Linked DNA regions of Homo sapiens: region 2 is linked to region 1. Evidence: chromatin loops called from intact Hi-C (ENCODE). Cell type or tissue: HCT116. All regions are shown on one strand. Each heading gives the region's core, and the rest is flanking DNA. Links, peaks and the distances in the headings are about the cores only.

What was found. A loop is a pair of places that touch in the nucleus more often than their neighbours do. Peaks named below come from ENCODE experiments on the same cell type or tissue, not always from the same donor. Only the 100,000 strongest peaks of a DNase experiment are listed, where the experiment ranks them.
Region 2: a loop joins it to region 1, with 10 times the contacts of the local background. A loop is called at or near these places in 3 of 110 quality-filtered maps.

What each region holds. Positions count from the first base shown.
Region 1 is chr5:74,713,882-74,717,912 of GRCh38, reverse strand. HEXB (hexosaminidase subunit beta) reads right to left here. Exons shown (of 14, transcript NM_000521.4): 8 at 2,223-2,403; 9 at 1,240-1,326. Among named protein-coding and RNA genes, the nearest start is that of HEXB, 31 kb to the right of the region's middle. In HCT116, for the core only: a CTCF peak has its summit at 1,831; a DNase peak (open chromatin) is centred at 1,812.
Region 2 is chr5:74,898,662-74,907,635 of GRCh38, reverse strand. No RefSeq gene overlaps it. Among named protein-coding and RNA genes, the nearest start is that of FAM169A, 37 kb to the right of the region's middle. RefSeq lists an enhancer at 6,541-7,362. In HCT116, for the core only: a CTCF peak has its summit at 4,026 (motif pointing right); a DNase peak (open chromatin) is centred at 4,055.

The DNA of each region.
Region 1 (4,031 bases), core at 280-2,779:
TAAATTACATGTAACAGTTACTGACAATCCACAAATATTTACAGATATTTACATAATGCCAGGTGCTCTGCAGATAAATAACACTTAAATGCATCACACAAAAAGCTGAACAGGCAAAGGCTGGAATCTGGGCTTGCCAAATAAATGGTACAGCATAAGGGTTGGCAACTACAGCTTGCAGGCTGTTTTTGTATGTCTCATGGGCTAAGAATGGTTTTTATATTTGTAAAGCATTTTTTTTTAAGTTTTAAAATTTGAGGTTTTTTTTAAGTTAAAAAAAAATTGTATGTGGTCCATGGGCAATTGTATGTGGCCCATGAAGCCTAAAATCTTTACTCTCTGACCCTTTACAGAAAAAGTTTGCCAATCCCTCTAGAGCAGCACGGTCTAGTAGAACTTCCTGGGATGGAAATGTGTATATATATATATATATATGCATTTTTCAGTATGGCAGTCACTAGCCTCAGCTGGCTACTGAACACTTGACATGTGGCTAATGCAACTGAGTAGCTGAATTTTTAACTTTCATTAATTTTAATTAATTTACATATGGACAGACACCTGTGGCTATGGCTACTGTATTGGGTAGCACAGGTATATAGTAAAATATATGTTCCTGGAATTGACAAAATGGAATGAATTCCAGGGGCTGGATGGTAGTGAAGACTTCACAGGGTAGCCAGGGCTTCAAGCTGAGTTTTATATTTATTGATGGATTGATTGATTGATTGATTGAGACAGTCTCACTCTGTTGCCCAGGCTGGAGTGCAGTGGTGCGATCTTAGCTCACTGTAACCTCCATCTCCCAGGAGATTCTCCCTCAGCCGCCCGAGTAGCTGGGACTACAGGCACCTGCCACCATGCCTGGCTAATTTTTTCATTTTTAGTAGAGATGGGATTTCACCATGTTGGCCAGGCTGGTCTCGAACTCCTGGCCTCCGGTGATCCACCTGCCTCGGCCTCCCAAAGTGCCGGGATTACAGGTGTGAGCCACCATGCCCAGCCCAATCTGAGTTTTTAGAACAGATGACTGCCTTCCTATATTTCAACAGCTATTGGAAAATACTTGGAGTCACCATGTTACTGATTTAAAGCAAGCAGTGGGTATTGCCTCCTTTAGTGATTTTTCACATCTACACTTAGGCAAAGGATGTAGAGAAAATGTAAAAAATAAAGCACATTACTAAATAAACTTTTACAAAAAGCATTAATACAGAAATAGGCTTTCAAACAACTTACTTTTGAATGTAGAAAGATTCTAGTTTCTTAAAATCTGTGCCAAAGCCTTTTTGCCTCATGAAATCTTGAATTTTTGGATTTGATTCCCTGAAGCAAAAAGTGATTAAAATTTCATTAGAAGTTTGATATGCTCAGTTTATTATTTAGAGCAGTATACATGCCTAACATCAGTTGTGCAGACTTAAAACTATTAAAGTTTGTAGGTAGTAAAAAGAAGCCTAAAAACTTAATTACAAGTTATCTTAATTATCCATTGCAAACAATTTTTTCAAGAAGCTGATTTCCTTTAAAAATGGCTTTCTTTACCTTACCACCTTTCTCCTCCATCTAAAGCTATTTGCAGAGAGAATTTTTATTTGAAAAATCTTTCCTATTTAATCATTGATTGCCCTCTTTCACTAAAGGTGTTCTCATTTCACAGTAGTCTTTTTTTGAATCTCCATTTTCTTCTGCATCTTGTTTTTCCTCAAGCTTTACTTTGCCATACCAAAATGTACATTCTCCACAAATCTACCATCTCAGGAGTCATGTTGCCCAGTTTAAACCCTTACAAGCAGGCATGTTACTCTTAAGTCTTCCTTATGGTGTGGAGCCCTCTACAGCTACTTCAATGCAACAGGTTTTTTATTCCATTTTTTTTTTTTTTTTTTTTTTTTTGAGATGGAGTCTCACTCTGTCACTCAGTCTGGAGTACAGTGGCATGATCTCAGCTCACTGCAATCTCTTCCTCCCAGGTTCAAGAGATTCTCCTGCCTCAGCCTCCCAAGGAGCTGGGATTACAGGTACCCACCACCACGCCCAGCTAATTTTTGTATTTTTAGTAGAGATGGGGTTTCACCATGTTGGCCAGGCTGGTCTTGAACTCCTGACCTCAGGTGATCTGCCTGCCTCTGCCTCCCAAAGTGCTGGGATTATAGGCGTGAGCCACCGCACCCAGCCTCTCTTTTTTTTTTTTTTAAAGGGGTTTTAAGGAATCATCTTACCAACATTTAAATTCCACTTCATCTCCTCCCAAATGAATGAATTGATCTGGAAACACCTCACTAATTTCTTTGAAAAATGTAGTAAGGAAGCTGTATGTTGTATTCAGAGTAGGGTTTATAGGTCCAAAAGAGTCCAACTTGTTTTGTCTACTGTAACATGGAGTCAGGAGGTCTTTCTGACCTAGAAGAAAATATTAAGATTCTTTTTAAAAGAAGTGTACTCATTATAAAGATCTGGTTTTCCACATGATTTTACTACGTCATTTTATTGAAGCTACAAGATTTTATACACAAAAGATGAACATGTTTACTAAGAGCTAGTAATTTCTTCCAGATAAGAAGGGTTTCCTGAATCCTGTCTCTTTGCCTCTTTGTTTCCCATTATATCTGAGATTTTATCTATGTCAAATGTTAGTAACTCCCAAATCTTCAGTTTGCCTCAACGCTTTTTCTTGAGCTTCAATTCATATTTCAAATTCCCTGCTGGATACAACTGAATATCCTAGCTGTACTTCAAATACAAGCTAACAAAAAACAACATCTGCAGTCCTTAAGCTCCCTTCTCTAGCTTCTCCTGATTTTCGTATTCTAATAAGGGTACCATCGTCATCCTAGAGTATATACCTCCTCTCTCCTGGAGTCCATCAGTTGCCAAATTCTATGGATATTTCCAGAATGTCTCTCAGTTCTGTCCATTATTTTACATTCCCACTATCACCCTCCTGGTCCAGAACTCCAATCTGTCACTTTCCCAAAGGTTTTCCCAAAGTGTGGTTCCCATCATGTTACTCCTCTGCTCAGAAATTTTCACTGGTTTCCAGTGTGTCCTGATGAAGTTCACATTCCTCACCAAAGGCCCGCTAATGTGCTTTTCCAGATTTACCTCTCACTATTCCCCATGTCTACTCTAATAATATTGAGCAATTATAAATGCTTGGTACTGTGCTATGTGCTTTACATTATTTAATTCTCAAAAAAATTACATGATAGCTACTACTAATTCTCATTTTAGAGATGGAGAAACTGAAGATGAGATATTGTAACTTGCCCAAGGTCACCTAGTTTATAATGGCAGAAGCAAGATTCAAACCCAAGCTGTCTGGCTCCAAAGCCAAAGTTCTTAATCACCACCCTATAATGCCTCCTACTCTGCTACACTCTACTCCAGCTACATACTTGTCAAGCATATCTTACACTTTTTGCACACATTTCCTTATGCCATTTCCTCTACCAGAAACATGAATATATTCTGTGATCACTCAAAAGCATTTTAAGTGTTACCTCATCTATGAAACCATTTCTTGAATTCACTTATCATGTTCTACTTTTTGTAATCACTTTTTGTTTTCTTTCATTCCCTTTTTTATACTTTAGGCAGTACCTAATCACAATGACTTGCTCACAATAGACACAGAGTAGCTATTGAATTGTATCTGTCAATAGTATTACTGATAGGCCAATCACAATTAAGAACAAAATGAGCAAACACTAGGTCATAAAATAAGAAATGCAATACCTCAAATATTCACTTTTGCAACTTATAAAATACAACTCCTGGCCAGGCGCAGTGGCTCACGCCTATAATCCCAACACTTTGGGAGGCCGAGGCGGGCCGATCATGAGGAGGGGAGATCAAGACCATCCTGGGTAACACGGTGAAACCCCGTCTCTACTAAAAATACAAAAAATTAGCGTGGTGGCGGGCGCCTGTAGTCCCAGCTACTCAGTAGGCTGAGGCAGGAGAATCGCTTGAACCTGGGAGGCAGAGGTTGTAGTGAGCCAAAATCATGCCACTGCACTCCAGCCTGG
Region 2 (8,974 bases), core at 2,796-5,295, 190 kb before region 1:
CCAAATCCAGCAACACATCAAAAAGCTTATCCACCACAATCAAGTTGGCTTCATACTTGGGATGCAAGGCTGGTTCAACATACACAAATCAATAAATGTAATCCATCACATAAACAGAACCAATGACAAAAACCACATGATTATCTCAATAGATGCAGAAAAGGCCTTCGACAAAATTCAACAGCCCTTCATGCTAAAAACTCTCAATAAACTAGGTATTGATGGAATGTATCTCAAAATAATAAGAGCTATTTATGACGGACCCACAGCCAATATCATACTGAGTGGGCAAAAACTGGAATCATTCCCTTTGAAAATTGGCACAAGACAGGGATGCCCTCTCTCACCACTCCTATTCAACATAGTGTTGGAAGTTCTGGCCAAGGCAATCAGGCAAGAGAAAGAAATAAAGGGGATTCAATTAGGAAAGAGGAAGTCAAATTGTCTCTGTTTGCAGATGACATGATTGTATATTTAGAAAATCCCATTATCTCCGCCCAAAATCTCCTTAAGCTGATAAGCAACTTCAGCAAAGTCTCAGGATACAAAATCAATGTGCAAAAACCACAAGAATTCCTATACCCCAATAACAGACAAACAGAGAGCCAAATTATGAGTGAAGTCCCATTCACAATTGCTACAAAGAGAATAAAATACCTAGGAATACAACTTACAAGGGATGTAACTCTTCCCTTGTAAGATGTGAAGGAACTCTTCAAGGAGAATTACAAACCACTGCTCAAGGAAATAAGAGAGGACACAAACAAATGAAAAAACATTCCATGCTCATGGATAGGAAGAATCAATATCATGAAAATGGTCATACTGCCCAAAGTAATTTATAGATTCAATGCTATCCCCATCAAGCTACCACTGACTGTCTTCGCAGAATTAGAGAAAACTACTTTAAATTTCATATAGAACCAAAAAAGAGCCTGCATAGCCAAGAAAATCCTAAGCAAAAAGATCAAAGCTGGAGGCATCATGCTACCTGACTTCAAACTATACTATAAGGCTACAGTAAGGCCAGGCACAGTGGCTCATGCCTGTAATCCCAGCACTTTGGGAGGCTGAGGTGGGTGGATCACGAGGTCAGGAGATCAAGACCATCCTGGCTAACACGGTGAAACCCTGTCTCTACTAAAAATATAAAAAAAGTAGCCGGGCGTTGCGTCGGGCGCCTGTAGTCCCAGCTACTTGGGAGGCTGAGGCAGGAGAATGGCGTGAACCCAGGAGGCGGAGTTTGCAGTGAGCCAAGATCGCGCCACTGCACTCCAGCCTGGGCGACAGAGCGAGACTCTGTCTCAAAAAAAAAAAAAAAAAAAAAAGTCTGCAGTAACAAAAATAGCATGGTACTGGTACCAAAACAGATATATAGACCAATGGAATAGAACAGGGGCCTCAGAGAAAACATCACACATCTACAACCATCTGATCTTTGACAAACCTGACAGAAACAACCAATAGGGAAAGGATTCCCTATTTAATAAATGGTGTTGGGAAAACTGGCTAGCCATATGCAGAAACCTGAAACTGGATCCCTTCCTTACATCTTATACAAAAATTAACTCAAGATGGATTAAAGACTTAAGCACAAGGCCTAAAACCATGAAAACCCTAGAAGAGGGGCCGGGTGCGGTGGCTCATGCCTGTAATCCCAGCACTTTGGGAGGCCAAGGCGGGCGGATCACCTGAGGTCGGGAGTTCGAGACCAGCCTGACCAACATGGAGAAACCCCGTCTCTACTAAAAATACAAAAAAATTAGCTGGGCATGGTGGCACATGCCTGTAATCCCAGCTACTCAGGAGGTGGGAGGCTGAGCCAGGAGAATCGCTTGAACCTGGGACGTGGAGGTTGCGGTGAGCCAAGATCGCGCCGCTACACTCCAGCCTGGGCAACAAGAGCGAAACTCGGTCTCAAAAAAAAAAAAAAGAAAATCCTAGAAGAAAACCTGGGCAATACCATTCAGCACATAGGCGTGGGCAAAGACTTCATGGCTAAAACACCAAAAGCAATAGCAACAAAAGCCAAAATTGACAAACAGGATCTAATTTAAGAGCTTCTGCACAGCAAAAGAAACTATCATCAGAGTGAACAGGCAACCTACAGAATGGGAGAAAATTTTTACAATCTATCCATCTGACAAAGGGCTAATATCCAGAATTGACGAAGAACTTAAACAAATTCACAAGAAGAAAACAAACAACCCCATCAAAAAGTGGGCAAAGGATATGAACAGACACTTCTCTAAAGAAGACATTTATGCAGCCAACAAACATATGAAAAATACCTTATCATCACTGGTCATTAGAGAAATGCAAATCAAAACCACAATGAGATACCATCTCACTCCAGTTAGAATGGCAATCATTAGAAAGTCAGGAAACAACAGATGCTAGAGAGGATGTGGAGAAATAGGAATGTTTTTACACTGTTGGTGGGAGTATAAATTAGTTCAACCATTGTGGAAGACAGTGTGGTGATTACTCAAGGATCTAGAAATAGAAATACCATTTGACCCAGTAATCCCATTACTGGGTATATACCCAAAGGATTATAAATTATTCTACTGTAAAGACACATGCACACATATGTTTATTGCGGCACAGTTCACAATAGCAAAGACTTGGAATCAACCCAAATGCCTATCAATGATAGACTGGATAAAGAAAATGTGGTACATATACACCATGGAATACTATGCAGCCATAAAAAAGGATGAGTTCATGTCCTTTGCAGGGCCATGGATGAAGGTGGAAACCATCATTCTCAGCAAACTAACAGGAACAGAAAACCAAACACCGCAGGTTTTCACTCATAAGTGGGAGTTGAACAATGAGAACACATGGACACGGGAGTGGGCATCACACACCAGGGCCTGCTGGGGGATGGGAGGCTAGGGGGTGGATAGCGTTAGGAGAAATGCCTAATGTAGATTACAGGTTGGCCGGGCATGGTGGCTCATGCCTGTAATCCCAGCACTTTGGGAGGCCAAGGCGGGCGAATCATGAGGTCAGGAGTTCAAGACCAGCCTCACCAATATGGTGAAACCCCGTCTTTACTAAAAATACAGAAATTAGCTGGGTATGGTGGTGTGTGCCTGTAATCCCATCTACTCGGGAGGCTGAGGCAGGAGAATCACTTGAACCTGAGAGGTGGAGGTTGCAGTTGAGCAGAGGTTGTGCCACTGCACTCCAGCCTGGGCAACAGAGTGAGACTCCATCTCAAAAAAAAAAAATTTACAGGTTGTTGGGTGCAGCAAACCACCATGGCACACATGTAGCTATGTAACAAACCTGCACATTCTGCACATGTACCCCAGAACTTAAAGTATAATTAAAAAGAAAATCTTAAAAAAAAAAGAAACTCACCTATTTTAAGTGTACAATTCAATGATGGTTAACAAACTTACAGACTGTTCATCACTGCAATCCAGTTTTAGAATATTTATGAATATTTGTATAATCCTAAAGAGAACCATCATGCTCGTTAGCAATCAACCCCTGTTCCCACTGCAGCTCCAAGGCCATCACAAATGTACTCTTTTTTCTCCATAGATTTGTCTTTTCTGAACATTTCTATAAAAGTGATCATACAGTGTGTGGTCTTTTGTGCCTGGTTCCTTTCACTCATAATTATTTTCAGGTTCATCTATGTTTTAGCATTTATAAATAGTTCAGTCCTTTCATTTCTGAATAAGTATTCCATTGTATGGATAGAACACATTGTTTCTCTATTCATCATTGGATGGATATGTGGGTGGTTTCCACTTTGTAGTTATTACGTATAATGCTGCTATGAACATTCATGTATAGATTTTTGTATAGAAATATGTTTTCATTTCACTGGGGTAAATACCTAAGAATGAAATTGCTGGATCATATGGTAAACATATTGCTTTAAAATGTTGATTTTATTTTTATCCAGGTATGGAGAGGCCAACAGATCAGGAGATGACTGCTCTTGAAAAGACAGACTGAGACAGTTCCCAGGACAGGAGAGTGTGTGCTCCACCATGCCAGGCCACATGGGGGAGCGGCAGGGTCAGTCGGGACAGCGGGAGCAAGAGCCTTTATTCTGGTTTCCCCAGGAACAGGTGAGGCCAGGTAAGCAGGTTTAGGATTGGCCAATTTGAACTGAACTCTGGGGCATAGAGAATATTTGTAATTATCTGGCACCCAGCCCTGAGGTGATTAGGGCAGGGGAATAGTGGCAAGATGTGTGAGAGCTCAACTGAGGAGGTAATTAGGAAATAGGCTTAGGATTCGTTGGTTTGCACATGGAAGATGAGTTGTTTGCTATTTCTAGGTGTTGGCTAGCCCTGGGAGTTGCAGTCTACACAGGATCTGTAAGGCCCCTGATGTCAAAACATCAGAATAAAAAGCCATGTTTAGTACACATGTTTAACTTTTTAAGAAACTGGCAAACTTTTATCCAAAGTAGCTACAACATTTTACTTTGTCTCAGCCATGAAGGAAGGTTCCATTTTCTCTACATCTTCACGAACACTAGTTATTGTCTGTCTTTTCAACTAAAGCCATTCTAGTAGGTGTGAAATGGTAGGCAGCTCATTGTGGTTTTAATTTGCAAATTTGCATTTCCCTAATAACTGATGATGTTAAGCACCTTTTCTTTTCTTCTTTTTTTTATTTTTTTATTTTTTTTAGATGAAGTCTCACTCTGTTGCCCAGGCTGGAGTGCATCGGTGCGATCTCAGCTTACTGGGATCTCCTGGGTTCAAGCAATTCTGCCTCAGCCTCCCGAGTAGCTGGGATTACAGACGTGTACCACCATGACTGGCCAAGCATCTTTTCATATGCTTTTTATCCATTCCTATGTCTTCTTTAGTAATGTCTGTTGAAAAATTTGCCCATTTATTTTAACCAGGTTGTTTGTCTTCTTGTTATTGAGTTTTAAGAATTCATTATATGGCCGAGTGTGGTGGCTCACGCCTGTAATCCCAACACTTAAGAGGCGGAGGCGGGCAGATTACTTGAGGTTAGGAGTTCAAGACCAGTCTGGCCAACGTGGTGAAACCCTGTCTCTCCTAAAAGCACAAAAATTAGCCAGGCATTCTGGCGTGGGCCTGTAGTTCCAGCTACTGGCGAGGCTGAGGCAGGAGAGTCACTTGAATCCGGGAGGCAGAGGTTGCAGTGAGCCCAAGATCACACCACTGCACTCCAGCTTGGGTGACAGAGCAAGACTCTGTCTCAAAAAAAAATAAATAAATAAAAAGAGTGCATTATATATTCTGCAATCAGGTATATCATTTATTTTATCATGGCATAACAGCTAGGTTCCAAGAAAGAGCATTGTAAGAGGCAGAAAGTAGAAGCTATCAGTCCTTGCAGGGCCTGGGCTTAATGACCAGAATGTCCCTTCTGCCACATTCTCTTGATCAGGGCCAGTTACAAGGTCAGCCCAGAGGAGAGAGGAGAAGGAAACTCCTCTTCTTGTTATCAGGAGCAGAATGCACATACACGAAGAACATGCATTGATGGTGGCCATCTTTGGAGACTGGCTGCTGCTACCCTTTCAAGTACTTAGAAATTCTAATATTCGTAAGACAGTAAACATGTAAGTATGGTGGATGTTAAGTTGTTTTAAATGGTCCAATATAATTTCTAAACTTATTAAAACTCTCTTACAACTCAACTCAAAATTCCAAATCTAAATCAATTACTCATTCATTCTAAATTGGGACCACAAAGCTGGTCTCTTAGATACTCCAATTTGCCAAATTTTCTTAAACACTACAGGGACTTTAAGTACCAAACATATACAGATCATTCTTTTTAGCAGACAGACTGTAAGGTAAGTGCCCGTGATTCCTTATCTCTTGGTATTCATGCTTTGCCACACTCCCTGCCCTTGAGTGTTGGCAGGACTGGTGATGGGATGTCAGTCCCTTGATCAGGTTGTATTATATGGAAAAGATGATGGGATGTCACTCCTGTGATTATGTTACGTTACGTTACGTTTGTTATGTTATGTTATGTTATGTTATGTTATGTTATGTTATGTTATGTTATGTTATATGAGACTCTGTTTCAGCAGACAGAAGTGAAATGCTCCTTGTGGGCCTGATGGAATAAGCAGGCATGTTGGAGAAGCCTGTGTGGTAAGGAACTGCGGACTCTTCTAGGAACCTGTGGATGCCTCTAGAACCTGATACAGGCCTCCAGCCAACAGCCAGCAAAAAGCCAGGGTCCTCAGCTGCAAAACAGCAAGGAATTGATTTCTGCTAACAACCTGAATGAGCTGGGAAGTGAATTTTCCCTCAGTTGAGCCTCTAGATCAAAATACAACCAGTAACTCGAGCACAGCTTTACAAGGGCCTGAGCAGAAGACCCAGCCTAGACTCCTCATCCACAGAAACTATGCAGTAATACACTTAAGCCACTGGGTTTGTGGTAATTAGTTATACAACAATAAAAAACTGATGTCCTTTTTTTTTTTTTTTTTTTGAGACGGAGTTTCGCCCTGTCACCCAGGCTGGAATGCAGTGGCGTGGTCTCGGCTCGCTGCAAGCTCCGCCTCCCAGGTTCATGCCATTCTCCTGCCTCAGACTCCGGAGTAGCTGGGACTACAGGCGCCCGCCACCACCCGTGGCTAATTTTTGTATTTTTAATAGAGACAGGGTTTCACTGTGTTAACCAGGATGGTCTCAATTTCCTGACCTCGTGATCCGCCCGTCTTGGCCTCCCAAAGTGCTGGGATTACAGGCGTGAGCCACCGCGCCCAGCCTAATAATGTATTTTTAATCTTAACATAAGAATATTAATATTATAGATGTAATATACTTTTTGTTTTTTTTGAGACGGAGTCTAGCTCTGTCCCAGGCTGGAGTGCAGTGGCAGGATCTTGGCTCACTACAATCTCTGCCTCCCGGGTTCAAGCTATTCTCCTGCCTCAGCCTCCCGAGTAGCTGGGATTACAGGCATGCACCACCATACCTGGCTAATTTTTGTATTTTTGTATTTGAGATGGACTCTCACTCTGTCACCCATACTGGAGTGCAGTGGCGTGATCTTGGCTCACTGCAAACTCCGCTTCCCAGATTCAAGCCATTCTCCTGTCTCAGCCTCCTGAGTAGCTGGGACTAAGCACGTGCCACCACGCCTGGCTAATTTTTGTATTTTTAGTAGAGACAGGGTTTCGCCATATTGGTCAGACTGGTCTTGAACTCCTGACTTCAGGTGATCCACCCACCTCAGCCTCCCAAAGTGCTGGGATTACAGGTATGAGCCACCATGCCCGGCCGTATACTTTATTTTTAATGCTAAATTCTAATTTTTCCAGAGTCAAATGATATCCATAAAACAATTATACCTGGCCGGGCACAGTAGCTCATGCCTGTAATCCTGGCACTTTGGGAGGCCGAGATAGGTGGATCACCTGAAGTCAGGAGTTGAAGACCAGTCTGACCAATATGGCGAAACCCTGTCTCTACTAAAAATACAAAAATTAGCCAGGCATGGTGGCACATGCTGGTAGTTCCAGCTACTCAGGAGGCTGAGACAGGAGAATGGCTTCAATCTGGGAAGCGGAGTTTGCAGTGAGCCAAGATCACGCCACTGCACTCCAGCATGGGTGACAGAGTGGAGTCCAACTCAAATAATAATAATAAATTTTTTTAATTAAGAAAAACAAAAAAACACAATTATACCTAAGCACATGGAGGTCCTTATCTCAGCCTACTGAAGTTATACATCAACCAGAGAGATTTTTTTAGCTGAGACTCAGAATTTGATTTTTTCATAAGTCACTACTGAGACATTATGAGCCTATAAATAGGGCTTTCTACCTTAAAAGGACTGGTCGTGGGCTTACACATTCTCTGGATTGAAGTCACACATTAGCTCTTCTTCTGTCTGATTTGAATCTGCTATTTCATTTTAACTTTACTTCACATAGGTTATAACTTGCTATTTGCTCCTTGTTTAGATGTTACCTTTGTGGCTTTCTTAAGATATTGTAATTGTCTTTCTGCATGGCTCAAAAGTTATTTTAATGGCATTGCATAGGATTCTTCCCACATGTATATTATTCTTATTACACCTCTCTGAACTTGATCATTCAGTATCTTTTCTTTTTTTTCTTCCTATTTTTTAGGTCACAATTCATATTGATATTTAAATGGCATCTGGATGCTGCATATTGCATATTAGAAACAAAAAAAATTGGTAAAATCCCAATACGAAGAGAGAGAACAAAACAAGCAGAAAAATTAACCTGATGGAAGCAAATAAGAACAAAAGAAAACAAAACCTATAAGCAAATAATACCATGGGAAAATAACAGAAGTTTTTGCATCCATAAACCAAGGATATGGTGCCTCACGCCTGTAATCCCAGCACTTTAGGAGGCCGAGGCGGGCAGATCACCTGAGGTCAGGAGTTCGAGAGCAGTCTGGCCATCATGGTGAAACCCTGTCTCTACTGAAAATACAAAAATTAGCTGGGCATAGTGGCGGGTGCCTGTAGTCCCAGCTACTCGGGAGTCTGAGGCAGGAGAATCACTTGAATGCAGGAGGCAGAGGTTGCAGTGACCTGAGATCACACCACTGCACTCCAGCCTGGGCAACAGAGTGAGACTCAGTCTAAAATAAAAAATAAAAAATAAAGCCAAGAAAGAACACTTGGAAATTTAAACTTAGGGAAGCTGAAATTGAACATTTTAGTCAAAGAGCTGGGAAGCCATTTATCTTCCAGTAAATGGGGAAAAAATAGAGATAAAGAAACAGAACAGGGCTGGGCGCAGTGGCTCATGCCTGTAATCCCAGCACTTTGGGAGGCCGAGATGGGCAGATCACTGGAGTTCAAGAGTTCGAGACCAGCCTGGCCAGCATGGTGAAGCCCCGTCTCTACTAAAAATACAAAAATTAGCCGGGCGTGGTTGCACACATATGTAATCCCAGCTAGTCGGTAAGCTGAGGCAGGAGAATCACTTGAACCTGGGAGGCGGAGGTTG